Regions from separate parts of the Homo sapiens genome. Here region 2 is linked to region 1. A link is an interaction called in ENCODE POLR2A ChIA-PET data of the cell type or tissue named here. Cell type or tissue: Caco-2. All regions are shown on one strand. Links, peaks and the distances in the headings refer to the core of each region. The heading gives the core; the rest is flanking DNA.

What was found. Peaks named below come from ENCODE experiments on the same cell type or tissue, not always from the same donor. Only the 100,000 strongest peaks of a DNase experiment are listed, where the experiment ranks them.
Region 2: POLR2A ChIA-PET joins it to region 1 with 9 read pairs; 1 of 35 experiments calls an interaction of 5 or more read pairs at or near these places.

The regions. Positions count from the first base shown.
Region 1 is chr11:19,175,215-19,182,769 of GRCh38, reverse strand. ZDHHC13 (zDHHC palmitoyltransferase 13) reads right to left here. Exons shown (of 17, transcript NM_019028.3): 17 at 6,355-6,948. The coding sequence ends at 6,810. CSRP3 (cysteine and glycine rich protein 3) reads left to right here. Exons shown (of 6, transcript NM_003476.5): 6 at 24-740. The coding sequence ends at 100. Among named protein-coding and RNA genes, the nearest start is that of CSRP3-AS1, 18 kb to the left of the region's middle. In Caco-2, for the core only: no CTCF peak of the experiment used is centred there; a DNase peak (open chromatin) is centred at 5,839.
Region 2 is chr11:19,415,341-19,422,895 of GRCh38, reverse strand. It overlaps a transcript of NAV2 not described here. Among named protein-coding and RNA genes, the nearest start is that of NAV2-AS5, 88 kb to the left of the region's middle. In Caco-2, for the core only: no CTCF peak of the experiment used is centred there; DNase peaks (open chromatin) are centred at 2,885 and 3,405.

The sequences.
Region 1 (7,555 bases), core at 1,775-6,774:
CTTCATCCTCTTCTCATTCACAGTTTGCTATGCCAAAAATTTTGGCCCCACGGGTATTGGGTTTGGAGGCCTTACACAACAAGTGGAAAAGAAAGAATGAAGAGGTGCGCCGTTTCTCAGATTTTTTGCGAGCCTAAAACACTTGCCAAGTAATCCTGCACAGATCGATACCTTTCCCCAAATAGCCTCTCCTTTGTAGTCGTACATTATGTGTTTCTCCTCAGAAGTGATCAGGTCTTTACTGAATGTTAGAAGAGGCCTTTGGAAGAAAATTATGTAAAGTTTAATCTATAACAAATGCTTTATTATTTATAATGCTTGGAATGGGAGAGGCAATAAATAAATGTTTTAGTGCTATCTTGTATGGCTCTAGATCTTTTCTTTGAGATAGAAATTTTCAAAAACATAAAGCTAGTTCAAAAAACGAGTTGCAGAGCATATAATAAATTTGGATGTCAACTGAGAAAGGAGTGAGAAGGAAGAAACAATGCGCAAAGGAAAGCAGTCTTTCAGAATCTGTCAGCCAAGTGTCTTTCTAGTTACTGCTAATGGAGAAGAAAACAGGGGGTCTGGGAGAAAATAGAGAACATGATAGCAAAATCTAAAAGGAAAATCAAAACTAATAAAATTGCTGAAGAGTTGATCCCTTTGTCCTATCGTGGGGCTTTGTAATGTTACACATCTCGTGAAAACTCAGAAATGACAATAAAGCGTGGCATTTGCCTCTGTATTATAAATGACATGAGGATGATTTTCTTTTATTCTAGGACAATTCCCTGGGGTTTAGCAATTTTCTTAAGACTTCTACGTCAAATTTGCCAGCCTTGCAAATGAAATGCAGCCAATTAGAAATGTCTTTCTCTGCCTCTTCAGCAAGTTTCAGCAGCTCAAGCACTTCTTGGGCTTCTGCTTTTAACAACCACAGCACTTCCCCCAGCACTGTGCAATTCTGAATTATCTGGAATACATGAAACAAGTGAAAATCTAGTGATAAGAACTATAAAATACTTGGCTAAACCATGGGTTTCTCCACCCTCCAAGTCCCCTGGGAAAGGCTTTCTTTGAAATGAGCATCTATTCAGTGCTGTTTATGTAGTGTCTTGGACAAGGCCCTACATGAGCTTTAAAAGCAGTACACGATCTTGGCACTATGCATGGGATTTCCAGGTTTGCTGAGGGGTAACACATATTTGAGAAATGACCACAGGACAATGCAACCTCCTCCTCCTCTGCTGCATTTCACAGTGACTCGCCCCACCGTCCAGCTACCCAGGAAATCTGAAGCTAAAAACTTTAGCCATCCTTAGCTTTGCTCTCTTCCTCACCTGACCTTGCCTCACTTCTCAAGTCTCCTGGATTCTGACTCCAAATGTCTCTAGAATACATCCCCTCCATCCCTCTTTTTAGGATGTGTAATAGTCTGTTAGGGTTGCCATAAGAAAGTACCACAGGCTGAGTGACTTAATAGAAACGTATCGTCTCACATTTCTGGAGGCTGAAGTCTGAGATCAAGGTGTCAGCAGTGTTAGTTTCTTCTGACACCACTCTCATTGGCTTGGAGATGGGTGTCTTCTCCCTTTGTCTTCACATGGTTTTTGCTCTGTGGGTGTCTGTGGTCTAATCTCCACTTCTTGGAAGGACACCAGTCATATTGGATTAGGGACCACCTGAATGACCTCACTGTAACTTAATTACCTTTTTCAAGGCCCTTATCTACACATGCAGCCATCACATTCTGAGGTACTGGGGGTTAGGACTTCAACAAATAAATTTTGCAGAGACACAGTTCAGCCCATAACAGTGTATCACATAAAGACTTTCACAAATTGGCCTTGGCCTTACCCCTTCAACTTAGCTTTAGACAATCTCTTCCAGACAAGTTCCAGCTACACTCAAAGACTCGGAGCTTTCCAAACATGCCCAGAACCCTCACCCCATCATGTCTTTGCTAATGCTGTTCCTTCTGCCTAGAATTCCTGGAAGATGGGAACCTCCCCCCATCTCTACCCACTAATCCAACTTCTTAGCCTGGTGAACTCCTATTAAGCAAGTCACAGGTCAAATGCCATCTCCTCTGGAAATTGTTCCTGAACTACCTGGGCAGAATTAATCTACCTCTGTACTCCCATAGCCGGTATGTAATTAGCATAGTACTTATGTCATCGTATTGAAATTTTGAATTCCTATTTGCCTCCTTGTAAGAATGTGACATGTCAAGCCATTCACAGTGCTTGACACATAGAAGACACCTAATAAACATTTGTTGAGTGAATGAAATAGGGGAGAGTATAGGCCAGGCTAAATGCAAATTCTGCTAGAATCTAAAAGTTTATTACATAGTGGACTGAATGAGTTTAGAAAAAAACAAAACAAAGGAAGAAGCTTATTGTGGTTCAGCAATAGTTGTATTTCCCTTCCACTTCTTGGGTATGCTGTTCCACTACATTTCCCAGGCTCCCTTGCTGTTCACTGAGACACATGAGTGAGTTTGCCCAATGAAGTCCTGGCCTCCATGACCTTTCAGGAGAGTCTCCATTCTTTCCATATGTCTGGATGCAGAAGTCCAGTGGATACTGAGGCCCTAGGAATGGTGGAGCCACTAGATGGGAAGCAGCTTGAGTCACTGCATGGAAGAACACCTGCTAACAGCTAAACAGACCATGACATGAGAAAGAAACATTGTGTGAAGCCACTGAGATTGGGAGGATATTTATTATTGCATGAGCTCCCATGACTACTACACACCTGAAATATAGACTGTGCTACATCCAAGTGATTCCACTCATGGTGCCAGCGTCCATCCTAAGTCACAGGGGGCATGATCAAGATTTTGCCTGATATTTGTGAAAGAGATTCAAATTTGTTGTCTCCAATGTGGCTATATACATATTTGAAGAAAGGAATAAAGTTATGGCAAAATAGCATAACAGTCACATTCCCCTGGCCCTGAAAAACATGATTGGGTTTGTCTTGGATTTAAAATAAAACAAAGACTAAACCTTGCTATTATGCCACAAGCTACTGCCGTCTCCTCTCTCCTTTCAGAGCCAAGCTGTAAGACTAGATTCCACTTAGTCCTTAGTCTTTTAGACTCTTTAGTCTTCCTTGCCTCTACTCTCCATCCTCAACCACCACTAATAACTGAGGCCACTAATAACCTCTTTTTTTTTTTTTTTTTGAGATGGAGTCTCTCTCTGTTGCACAGGCTAGAGTGCAATGGCACTATCTCAGCTCACTGCAACCTCTGCCTCCTGGGTTCAAGCGATTCTCTTGCCTCAGCTTCCTGAGTAGCTGGGATTACAGGTGTGTACCACCATGCCTGGCTAATTTTTGTATTTTTAGTAGAGATGGGGTTTCCACCATGTTGGCCAGCCTGGTCTCGAACTCCTGGCCTAAAGTGATTTGCCAATCCCCACCGCGCCCGGCCCTACTAATAACCTCTTAATCACAAACTCTTTTGTCTTTCATCAGCTATTCTCAACTTCTGCTCAAGCTGCTCCTTAGTTCCTGCCAACTGACTGCTTCCTCTCTGAAATGAATCCTCTCTTGATTCTATGACACTATTATTATTATTATTATTATTATTTTGAGGTGGAGTTTCCCTCTTGTTGCCCAGGCTGGAGTGCAGTGACACAATCTCAGCTCACCGCAACCTCCACCTCCCAGGTTCAAGCGATTCTCCTGCCTCAGCCTCCCGAGTAGCAGGGATTACGGGAATGTGCCACCACACCCAGCTCATTTTGTATTTTTAGTAGAGATGGGGTTTCTCCATGTTGGTCAGGCTGGTCTCAAACTCCCGACCTCAGGTGATCTGCCCACCTCGGCCTCCCAAAGTGCTAGGATTACAGGAGTGGCACTGTGTCTGGCTGACACTACTTTCTTGTCCTCCTACTCGATCTCCTTTTAGTTACTTCTTCCTTCTCCAGCTCCCTAAATCCATATTCCATAAGCTTTTGCTCCTGCCCTTCTCCTTCCTCTCACACTTTTTAGTCTGTTTGTTCGCATTAGATGTCATCTTTGGTATCTTTTTAGCATTCATCTTTCCATTTGAGGAAGGTGACTCTCCATTTTCATCTATTTCCTACCTCTCCCCTGTGACAATCTTATCCATCTATGCAGATGATTCCCATCCATGCCCTGGCCTCTTTCCAGTTGCCTTCTAGACTTTCCCACTGGATAGCCTGCAAGTATCTCAAACTCAGTAGATCCCAGCCACCAAACTCATCACCTAGTCTCCCCACACTGTGTTCCTTATTTCTCAGAGTAGCATCTTCAACCTCTCATTCATTGGGTTCAACATTTCAAAGCCATCTTTGACTCCTCTTTTTCTCCCCGCATCCACTCTGTGATCTGGGCCTGCTGGGTCTCCTCTGTGCCACTGTCATCATCTTGCTTCAGGCCTTCATTACCTCTTGCCTAGACCATCATTAACAGCTTATTTCTAATATTCTGTATCTGTCAAGTTTCACCAGAAAAACAGAAACCACACTAGTTATTTTAATAAAGAGAATATAGTAAAGGGAATTAGCTAAACAGGTGCTATTATTTTTGAAAAAGTAACAAGGGAACACACTGATTTAACATAGAGATAGTAATTGCTAGAGGCAGCTATCACTCCTGGGAATAGGGAAACTAAGAGAAGAGATGGGTTATCATAATTCAGATGCCCAGAGAAGAAGTATCCCGGGGCAGAAGTCAGATGTCAAAGGAGAGAGCCCTGCCTGGTTATTGCTAGTACTTCTAATGGGGCACAATGAAGTAGGTTTTGGGAAGAAGAAAAGTTAGACATTGGTTCCAAAATGTCATTGCAGGGCAAAGGGCCATCGTTGGAGCAACACTGAGAGGAAGAGCGGGCAAGAAGAATGGAATAAGTCCCTTTTCTGCTCCTCCTTGCAGTCTACTACCGACTTTAACAGGAAGTCATCTGGCAGGGAGACTGTAGCTTGCAGAATTCTAGCCCTAGAACATACAACACAGAGCACGGAAGACTGGATTTGGTGCATTTCTCTACCTCTAGCTTATCTTTCTGGTAATCAGTTTTCTGTTAGACTTCTCAATTAATAGCCAGCATTTATTGAACATTTACTATATGCCAAGTACAATTCTAAGCACTTTTAAACATTAACACATTTAATTCTCATAATGACATTTCAAATTGTTTACTATTATTATCTACATAATCCAAATGAGGAAACTGAGTTTCTAGAGATTTATGTCATTTGCCCAAAGGGATTAAAAGTAACTTATGTGGTAATTAATAGGTCATAGATTCAAACCCAGGGTCCCTAGAATCTGGTCTCTTTACCACTACAACTGCATACCTATTAAGCAGTGATTCTCAAGCTTAAACTTTTCACAATGTATAGAATGGAGAAGGTAAGGTTCCTTAAGTAAATGATTCTCAAACAGTAGTATGCATATGTAAGAATCATTAGGATTCCAGCACTCTCTCCCTAGAGACTGATTTGAAAGGTCTGAGATGGAGAAACTGAATTTTAAACTGTGAGCCCTAGACACCCACCCTGGCCCTGTGACTCTGATCTAATGTCTCTGGACCATTTGGACCACAATACTAACTTGGTAGGAGTTGGTGAGAGAAGAAGGGAGAAAGAGAATATACCTTGAAAAAGCTCTTCTGTACTCCAATTGAGAAGCACAGTCTTCAAACACAATTCTGATAGCATCATCTCTTGCTTAAAACCCTGAAATTGGTTCAACAAATTCTAATATTTTTTGAACAAATACTATGTGTCACGTGATATTCTAGGTGACTGTGACTGTACAGTGGCAGCCCCATTTGGTATCTCTGTGACCCTGGAGAAGATAAAAACTTCTTTGGCTTTAGTTTCCTTATCTGCATCTCTTATCTCTGGTAGAAGAGAGAACGGATCCTTGCAATGAAAGGCCACATGATTAGAGTACAACATGCTCCACTGACACTGCTAAACAAAACAGGATTATATGCTTCAAGGCTTTGTAGGTCACAATGAGAATTTTTGCTTTTACCCCAAGAGCAACAGGAACCCAAGGGAGGTTATTCAGCAGGAAGGTGCCATGCCCAGGGGTGTATAAATACTATACTAAAGTTGAATTAGCATTTCCTGTAGAACAAGGGAAATTAGTAATTACAGTCATATCAGTCTAATATTTTGAGGGTACTAAGTAAAGTTGTAATTAATATTTAAGACTTTCTATGTTCTATTTTCTAAGTAAGATGAAAAACCAAATTAAATCTTGCTTACTGGTATTAATCATAATCTCAACTCATTCCTGGAATTGTGAACTAATTTGTGTCCTATGTACATCTTAATTTAAGACTCTAGAAGTGTTAAGTGTCAGAAACCAAGTCTCAACTACAAAAAAAAATTTTTTATTAAGTGTGAAAGCAAAACAGGTACATCTATTTAAATATTTTTTACATATTTATAGATACAACAAAGACAAATAACTTAGCAAAAATTACAAGTTTAAAGAATAGTACTATTTTGAAACAGCCAATATAGTATCTGAAAATATTCCATTTTATCCATAATCAGTGAGTATTATTTCCAAAAAAAGTAACTTGCATTTTCTTGTGAAAAATATGGTTTTTTTTTTAGATGTCTGCCAAGATTTATCAGAAAAGTCCATCTTTCTAAACCTAAAAAATTGTAATGCCTTTATTGAGAACTTTTTTTACCTAATGGCTTTAAAAACCACGTGTTTTCCTTTGGACTTAGGTGAATTCTAAATCTTTACTTCACTTTCAAACTACAGGGCATCGACATAAACAAAAACAAATCAGATTGAGAGTTTTGGGTTGCTTTTCTTCATACTGAGCGAAGAACCTTCTCCCTGGCTGGGTGAAAGACCATGGTGTACTGTGATGTCCAATCTACCACACAGGGCTTCACCAAGCCAAAGCAGCCACACTGAAAGAAATCTGCCAGGTTCTGCATGAATCCAAGACTGCCAAGAAAAAAAAAAAGAGAACATGTCTTACTATATTTCCTGTGTAGCTTGACAAACATTTATGGAGAATCTATAATATGCAATGTCCTTTGAACATCTTGCAGAAATCCAGGGGTAGATGGGGTAGATCAGATAGTTCCTGGGCTTCTGGTACCTTAAAACTGAAGCCTATTTCTGGACCTGAATCTATATTTGGAGATTTCCTGGCTTCTGCTCGCTCAGCCACTTAATTGGGTTTTTCATCATCACTTCATTTTGGATTCCCCACTTAATGGACTGGCCACTGACATCAATAAGTTTCTTTCTTTCTATTCCTACTTCCCTAATTCAGACCTTGATTACCTCAAAGGCCACATAGGCCAGAACAACTGTAATCAACAAGATGGGATTTTCCCTAAACCTTTTTTTTTTTTTTTTTTTTTTTTTTTTGAGACGGAGTCTCGCTCTGTCACCCAGGCTGGAGTGCAGTGGCGTGATCTCGGCTCACTGCAAGCTCTACCTCCCAGGTTCACGCCATTCTCCTGCCTCAGCCTCCTGAGTAGCTGGGACTATAGGCGCCCACCACCACACCCGGCTAATTTTTTGTATTTTTTTAGTAGAGACG
Region 2 (7,555 bases), core at 1,262-6,261, 240 kb before region 1:
CACACTCAGGCCTGTCTGCCTCAAGCCCCTGATGTGCCACATGCCTCTTGAATCAATGGATCAATGAATGGCAGAAGGGGAGAGGGATGGAGAGAAAGAGCAGGCATAGGAAGAAAGAGTGATGGAGAGAACAGGAATGAAAGGGAAGACTTTCACAGGCACTGTAACTATCTGGGTAATTCCTACAAGGCCAGACGATTCCAATGTAATCTTCTGTGTAATTGTTGCCATGCAGAACAGGCTGGACTCCAGACCTAGCAGTTTCTGGCCAGTGCGCAGAACAACAGAGAGAGAGAGGCCTCTCCTGTATGCTCAGCCGCAGAAGGGCCTTATGGGCGGCTTCCTGTTGGGACAGGAATCAGGCTCTCCAGCTCCTACCCAACCCACAATCCTGTGCAGACCAGCCACGCTCTGCTGGGTTTGGCGTCACAGAGGCATTCCTTCCCTTTCTTTCAGCCCCTAATTGCTCTTCAGGGCCGTGGGGGTCTCCCTACTGGCTGGCAGCCTATGAGGCTGGCCAGACTGAACTCACTGTTCCATGGGATCACGCATGAAGGCCTCTTAAAAGCACTGGTTCTCTCACCATCAGCAGCTGGATCAGCCCAGCAGAGATGAGAGTAAACCACCACGTACCAAGGCGTGATTTCCACCCGCTCCCCGCCCCCCAGACTGGCACTGTGTCACTGGAACAAGGACTCACAGAGCAGCATGAGGGATGGCTCCTCAGAGAAAGAGCATGGGCTAGGAGCAGTGAGTCTTGAGTTGCAGGCCTGGATCTGCCTCTGTGTGTGACCTTATGCAAGTCCCCTCCTCTCTCTAGGGTAGGAGACTGACAGGCTCTTGGGCTTGAACATCTCTTCTAAGCCTTATAACAACCCCATGATGCAGGTATAAAGCTTTTCGTTACAGGTAAGAAACCTGTTGCTCAGAGACACTAGGTGACTTGTACAGTGTCACACAGCAAGAAAATGAGGAGTCAGGATGTGATTCCAGGCTGGCCTGGCTTTGAAGCCCTGTATTCTCACCACTGCCCCTCAGGGGCTCTGCTCCTTCATTTGTAATAAGGGTTAATGGTCATGGTCATTATCTTAACTTCTCATGCTTGGGCAAAAAAAAAAAAAAAAAAAAAAAGCCTCTCTCTTAAGGCACTTCATGGGCTCTCAAGTCATCAGTGTTAGGAATTAGAATCATTATGTTGTTTCTCCCACCATTTCCAGCCTCAGTTTTCCAAATTTCCACCTCCATGATTTTTGCCATATCCTCATATCACATATGCTAATACTTAATGTTTGTCTTTAGATCAAATTTAAATCAACTAATTTTTAAAAAGTTAATATCCTCCTAAGCAATAATATACATAATATCAAGGGTTTAGTGCACTGATTATATTCCTTCCTTATATGCAACAAAATAAATTGATAACAATTAAATTATAAACTGTTCATCCAAGTGACACCTTGGAGCATGTGAGCCTTCTGTTAGGAAATGCTCTGTGAGTCTCGGCCCTTCCCCCAGCATGGACACATGTGAGCATGCACGCCTTAGAGCCAGGTCATCTTCCAGCTGCGCACTCTGGTCCTCTGTGATGGATGCTGGGCTAGTACAGAGGCAGCTGTGTGATGGGAACCTGGACTGCAGCAGGTGGGCAAAGGAGGCAGAGTTGAGCTCTGAGGACCCAGGGAAGCATGGCTTCCATTTGGGATGCAGCTGAGAGGGCTGGAGGGCTTGGGGCAGGTGAACATGAAGAGATGGAGAGAAGGGAAAGGCAGGTCCATCGACTATGACCCCTCCACCAGCAGCCACAGCATCAAAGCCAAGGCCAGGCGTCCCACAGTACAAGGCTAGAGAGAGCAGCTGCTTAACACCTTCAGAGGCAGCAACATCCTCAGAGATCTAGTTATGGCAGGCTGTGGGGAGGAGGGCAGGCCCACCTAGCACCCTGCCATGCACCGTGGAGGTCACCCTTGAGTTCTGTTTTGTTTTCCTTGTTAGCTTAGCTTTTAATTGAAGCATAACAGAAGACAGGACAATGCATAATTCATAAGTGTACAGCTCAATGAATTTTCAAATACTGAACTGCACCCAGAAAAAGAAATAAAACATCAACTTCATCCTAGAAGCCCCCTCATGCTCCATTCTATTATGGTCACGCTCTTGCTCCAAGGGTAAACATTATCTTAATACCTAATACCTGATATTGGTTTTGCCTATTTGGAACTTTATAGAAGTGAAATCGTACGTATGGAGTCTTGTGTCTGGCTTCTTTTGTTCAACATTATGTCTGCAAGATTGATCCATACTGTTGCATGTAGCTTAGTTTGTTCTCATTGATGTGTAGTAGTCCACTGTATAAACAGACTTCATTCTATCTTTAATGAGTATATGAATACTACTCAGATTTTGGCTAAGTAATGTTGCTATGAACATTCTAGCAGATTACTTTTGCCTTCATTTCTTTTGGGTGTGTACCTAGGAATGGAATAACTCAGTCATAGTATACAGACATGTTTAGGTTAGTGGATACTGACAGTTTTTCATATCAGTCACACCAATTTTCACTCCCACCAACAGTGTGTGCAACTTTCAGTTGTTCCATATCCTTGCCAACACCTGGCATTTTTTTATCTTTTTAATTAGCCATTCTAGTGTGCATATAAGTCACCCATATTTTGTTTTTTTCCAAACTGCACAACAGCCCATAGGCTAACGTCACTACTAAAGACAGTGACATGGGAGAAACACAACAGTCCATAGGTCAACATCACTTCTAAAGACAGTGACATGGGAAAAACACAACCGCCCATAGGTCAATGTAACTTTTAAAGACAGTAACGTGGGCGTAGTAGACTGACTCAGAGGACCTCACCTTACTGCTTGCTCTCCAGCTACTGATGCAATGCCATTAGGAAAGAACTGCCACTGCTATTTACAAAGCCCTGACCCAGGGCTTTGCTCATTCGTTCATCTCACCCTCACAGCAAACTGCCAAAGGCAGGCAAGGAAGGAATTATTCTCAAGAGCTTACATAACTTTCCAAGTATGTACCCGACGCAAACTTCAGGCCTACCTTCTTCTGATTCCAGTTCAGTTTCCTTTCACTGAGTTTAAACTGACTCTTAATTCACTTCTTCTCCATTTCTCAGAAGCATCTGTTGAACTGCAGGATCTCTGATGTTCCTTCCAGTTTCATTATGGTGGACTGGTTTGTTTCTAAGCGTGTGAGTGGTTTACTCACTCACCAAGTGTGTAAACAAATGGAAGATCCTTGCTCAATCCTGTCTACAAGGAAATGAAAAGAATTTGGAATATGCATTTCTATCATTCCCCACGTCTTCACATCAGACTGAGAAGCGGGTCTCGAAGCCCCACCTGCCACGGTTCCTTTCTCATGCCAAGCAAAGCGCAGAAAGGGAGGAGCAGTCGATTGCTGCAGCAACCTCCTCCTCAGCTGTCCTGAGGTATGCACGCTGCTGGAAAAAAGTTCTGCCTGCATTGCCAGGAGAATCATATTCATGAGATTCCTCCATATCAGACATGTTTCCTAAGTTTTCTAATTGGCTCATGATGGATTTCTGCAAGTGCTTTTGATGAGGCTCACCTGCAGTGCCTCTCCTCTAAAGATAGTAAGAAAGTCACATGTTTTTGAAAGAGCAAATAATTGTGAAACAGCATTTCAACAACAAAGATGAGCAAAATACAGTTCATAGAAGGTGAGCTACTTGCAGGCAGGGGCCATGAAAGAAAGGGAAGGCACCCAAACTCCAGCACAGTGCCAGCCCCCCAGTGCCACTGACCCTTGAATCTCCAGGGCTCAGCTCCCAGACTCAAGGCATACATCTCATCACATATATACAGGTCTGTATACCCTCCTTGAGTCCCTATTACTGCACTCACTACTGTTATCCTTGCCTCCTCCCTTACCTCCCAAATACCCTTAACTAAGCCTACAGGTCATCTATGTCTGGAATCCATGCCCTGCTATCACTCCTTACTGCCACTACCAGAGATGAGCCCATCATCCTCCTACCTGGACTCCCACTATAGCCTAACCGGTCTCCCTGACTCCACTCTGGCCACCCAGCTATATAGCAGATGCAACTCTGATCACAACACCCCACCACCACAAGCCCTTCAATGGCTTTGGACGACCCTTAGAAAAATGCCCCAAGCCATTTTGATCATCTGCCAAACCTTCTATGATCTGGCTGCTGCCTCTTTTTCCAACCCCGTCTCAATCCATTCTCCCCTTGGCTTATTTTGCTTCAGATCCACAGGTCTTTCAGTTCCTTAAATGTGCCCCTACGCTCTCCTACCATCATATGCTGGTAAGATGTGATTACACATGCTGATCGCTCTGTCTGGAATGCCTTTTCCCTGTCCTTCATCTCCCAAATTCTGTTCATCCTTGAATAAGAGTTTCAGCTTAGAAAACATGTTTTCAGTGAACACTCATCCAAGCCCAAGGTGAGAAGGCATCTCTGGGCTGTAAGCCTCACACCACCTGCATGTTCCCCTCTGGAAATGCTCATCCCATTTAGTAATTCTTCTCTCAGTGTCTAGCCTCCCTCCTAGACTGTAGGTTTCCTGAAAGCAGATGCAATGTAGAACTTGTTCATAGCTCACTCTCAGCCCCTATCATTCAGCCTGTCAAATAGGAGGCTCTCAATGAACACTGACAGATTGAGAGGTTGATTGAGTGATAGACTGTTTGCTTGTACTATCTTGATGCCAGAAAGTCAGAAAGTCATAGAGAAGACACCCTTTTGTTTTGTTGTTTTTCATAATTTGAGTTCTGAGATACATGTGCAGAACATGCAGGTTTGTTACATAGGTATACACATGCCATGATGGTTTGCTGGACCCATCAACCCATCATCTACATTAGGTATTTCTGTTAATGCTATCCCTCCCCTAGACGCCCATCCCCTGACAGGCCCCAGTGTGTGATATTCCCCTCCCCAGGTCCATGTGTTCTCGTTTTTCGACTCCCACTATAAGTGAGAACATGTGGTGTTTGGTTTTTTGCTCCTGTGTTAGTTTACCAAGAATGATGGTTTCCAGCTTCATCCATGTCCCTGAAAAGGACATGAACTCATCCTTTTTTATGGCTGCATAGTGTTCCATTATTTACCCAGTATTCCATGGTGTATATGTGTCACGTTGTCTTTATCCAGTCGGCATTTGGGTTGGTTCCAAGTCTTTGCTATTTCCAAGTCTTTGCTATTGTGAATAGTGCTGCAATAAACATGCGTGTGCATGTGTCTTTATAGTAGAATGATTTACAATCCTTTGGGTATATACCCAGTAATGGGATTGTTGGATCAGATGGTATTTCTTGTTCTAGATCCTTGAGGAATCACCGCACTGCCTTCCATAATGATTGAACTAATTTACAATCCCACCAACAGTGTAAAAGTGTTCCTATTTCTCCACATCCTCTCCAGCATCTGTTGTTTCCTGACTCTTTAATGATCACAATTCCAATTGGCATGGGATGGTATCTCATTGTGATTTTGATTTGCATTTCTCTAATTATCAGTGATGATGAGCTTTTTTCCATGTGTTTTTTGGCCACATAAATGTCTTCTTTTGAGAAGTGTCTGTTCATATCCTTTGCCCACTTTTTGATGGGGTTGTGTTTTTTTCTGGTAAATTTGTTGAAGTTCCTTATAGATTCTGGACACTAGCCCTTTGTCAGACGGATAGATCGCAAAAATTTTCTCCCATTCTGTAGGTTGCCTGTTCATTCTGATGATAGTTCCTTTTGCTGTGCAGAAGCTCTTTAGTTTAATTAGATCCCATTGGTCAATTGTGGCTTTTCTTGCCATTGCTTTTGCTGTTTTAGTCATGAAGTCTTTGCCCACGCCTACATCCTGAATGGTATTGCCTAGGTTTTCTTCCAGAGTTTTTATGGTTTTAGATCTTACGTTTAAGTCTTTAATCCACCTTGAGTTAATGTTTGTATAAGGTGTAAGGAAGCGGTACAGTTTCAGTTTTCTGCATATGGCTAGCCAGTTTTCCCAACACCATTTATTAAATAGGGAATCCTTTCCCCATTGCTTGTTTTTGTCAGGTTTGTCAAAGATCAGGTGGTTGTAGATGTGTGGCACTATTTCTGAGGCCTCTGTTCTGTTCCATTGGTCTATATATCTGTTTGGTCCCAGTACCTTGCTGTTTCGGTTATTGTAGCCTTGTAATATAGTTTGAAGTCAGGTAATGTGATGCCTCCAGCTTTGTTCTTTTTGCTTAGGATTGTCTTGGCTGTACGGGCTCTTTTTTGGTTCCTTATGAAATTTAAAGTAGTTTTTTTCTAATTCTGTGAAGAAAGTCAATGGTAGCTTGATGGGGATAGCATAAAGTCTATAAATTACTTTGGGCAGTATGGCCATTTTAACAATATTGATTCTTCCTATCCATGAGCATGGAATGTTTTTCCATTTGGTTGTGTCCTCTCTTATTTCCTTGAGCAGTGCTTTGTAGTTCTCCTTGAAGAGGTCCTTCACATACCTTGTAAGTTTTATTCCTAGGTATTTTATTCACTTTGTAGCAATTGTGAATGGGAGTTCACTCATGATTTGGCTCTCTGTTTGTCTATTATTGGTGTATAGGAATGCTTGTGATTTTTGCACATTGATTTTGTATCCTGAGACTTTGCTGAAGTTGCTTATCAGCTTAAGGAGATTTTGGGCTGAGACAATGGGGTTTTCTAAATATACAATCATGTCATCTGAAAAGAGAGACAATTTGGTTTCCTCTCTTTCTATTTGAATACCCTTTATTTCTTTCTCTTGCCTGATTACCCTGGCCAGAACTTCCAATAATATGTTGAATAGGAGTCGTGAGAGAGGGCATACTTGTCTTGTGTGGGTTTTCGAAGGGAATGCTCCCAGCTTTTGCCCATTTAGTATGATGTTGGTTGTGGTTTTGTCATAAATAGCTCTTTTGATTTTGAGCTATGTTCCATCAATACTTGGTTTATTGAGAGTTTTTAGCATGAAGGGGTGTTGAATTTTATCGAAGGCCTTTTCTGCATCTACTGAGATAATCATGTGGTTTTTGTCATTGGTTCTGTTTATGTAATGGAATATGTTTATTGATTTGTGTATGTTGAACCAGGCTTGTATCCCAGGGATGAAGCCAACTCGATCATGGTGGATTAGCTTTTCGATGTGCTGCTGGATTCAATTTGCCAGTATTTTATTGAGGATTTTTGCATCGATGTTCATCAGGGATATTGGCCTGAAATTTTCTTTTTTTGTTGTGTCTCTGCCAGGTTTTGGTATCAGGATGATGCTGGTCTCATAAAAAGAGTTAGGGAGGATTCCCTCTTTTTCTACTGTTTGGAATAGTTTCAGAAACAATGGTACCAACTCCTCTTTGTACCTCTGGTAGAATTTGTCTGTGAATCCGTTGGGTCCTGGGCTTTTTTTAGTTGGTAGGCTATTAATTACTGCCTCAATTTCAGAACTTGTTATTGATCTATTCAGGGATTCGACTTCTTCCTGCTTTACCCTGGAAGGGTGTATGTGTTCAGGAATTTATCTATTTCTTCTAG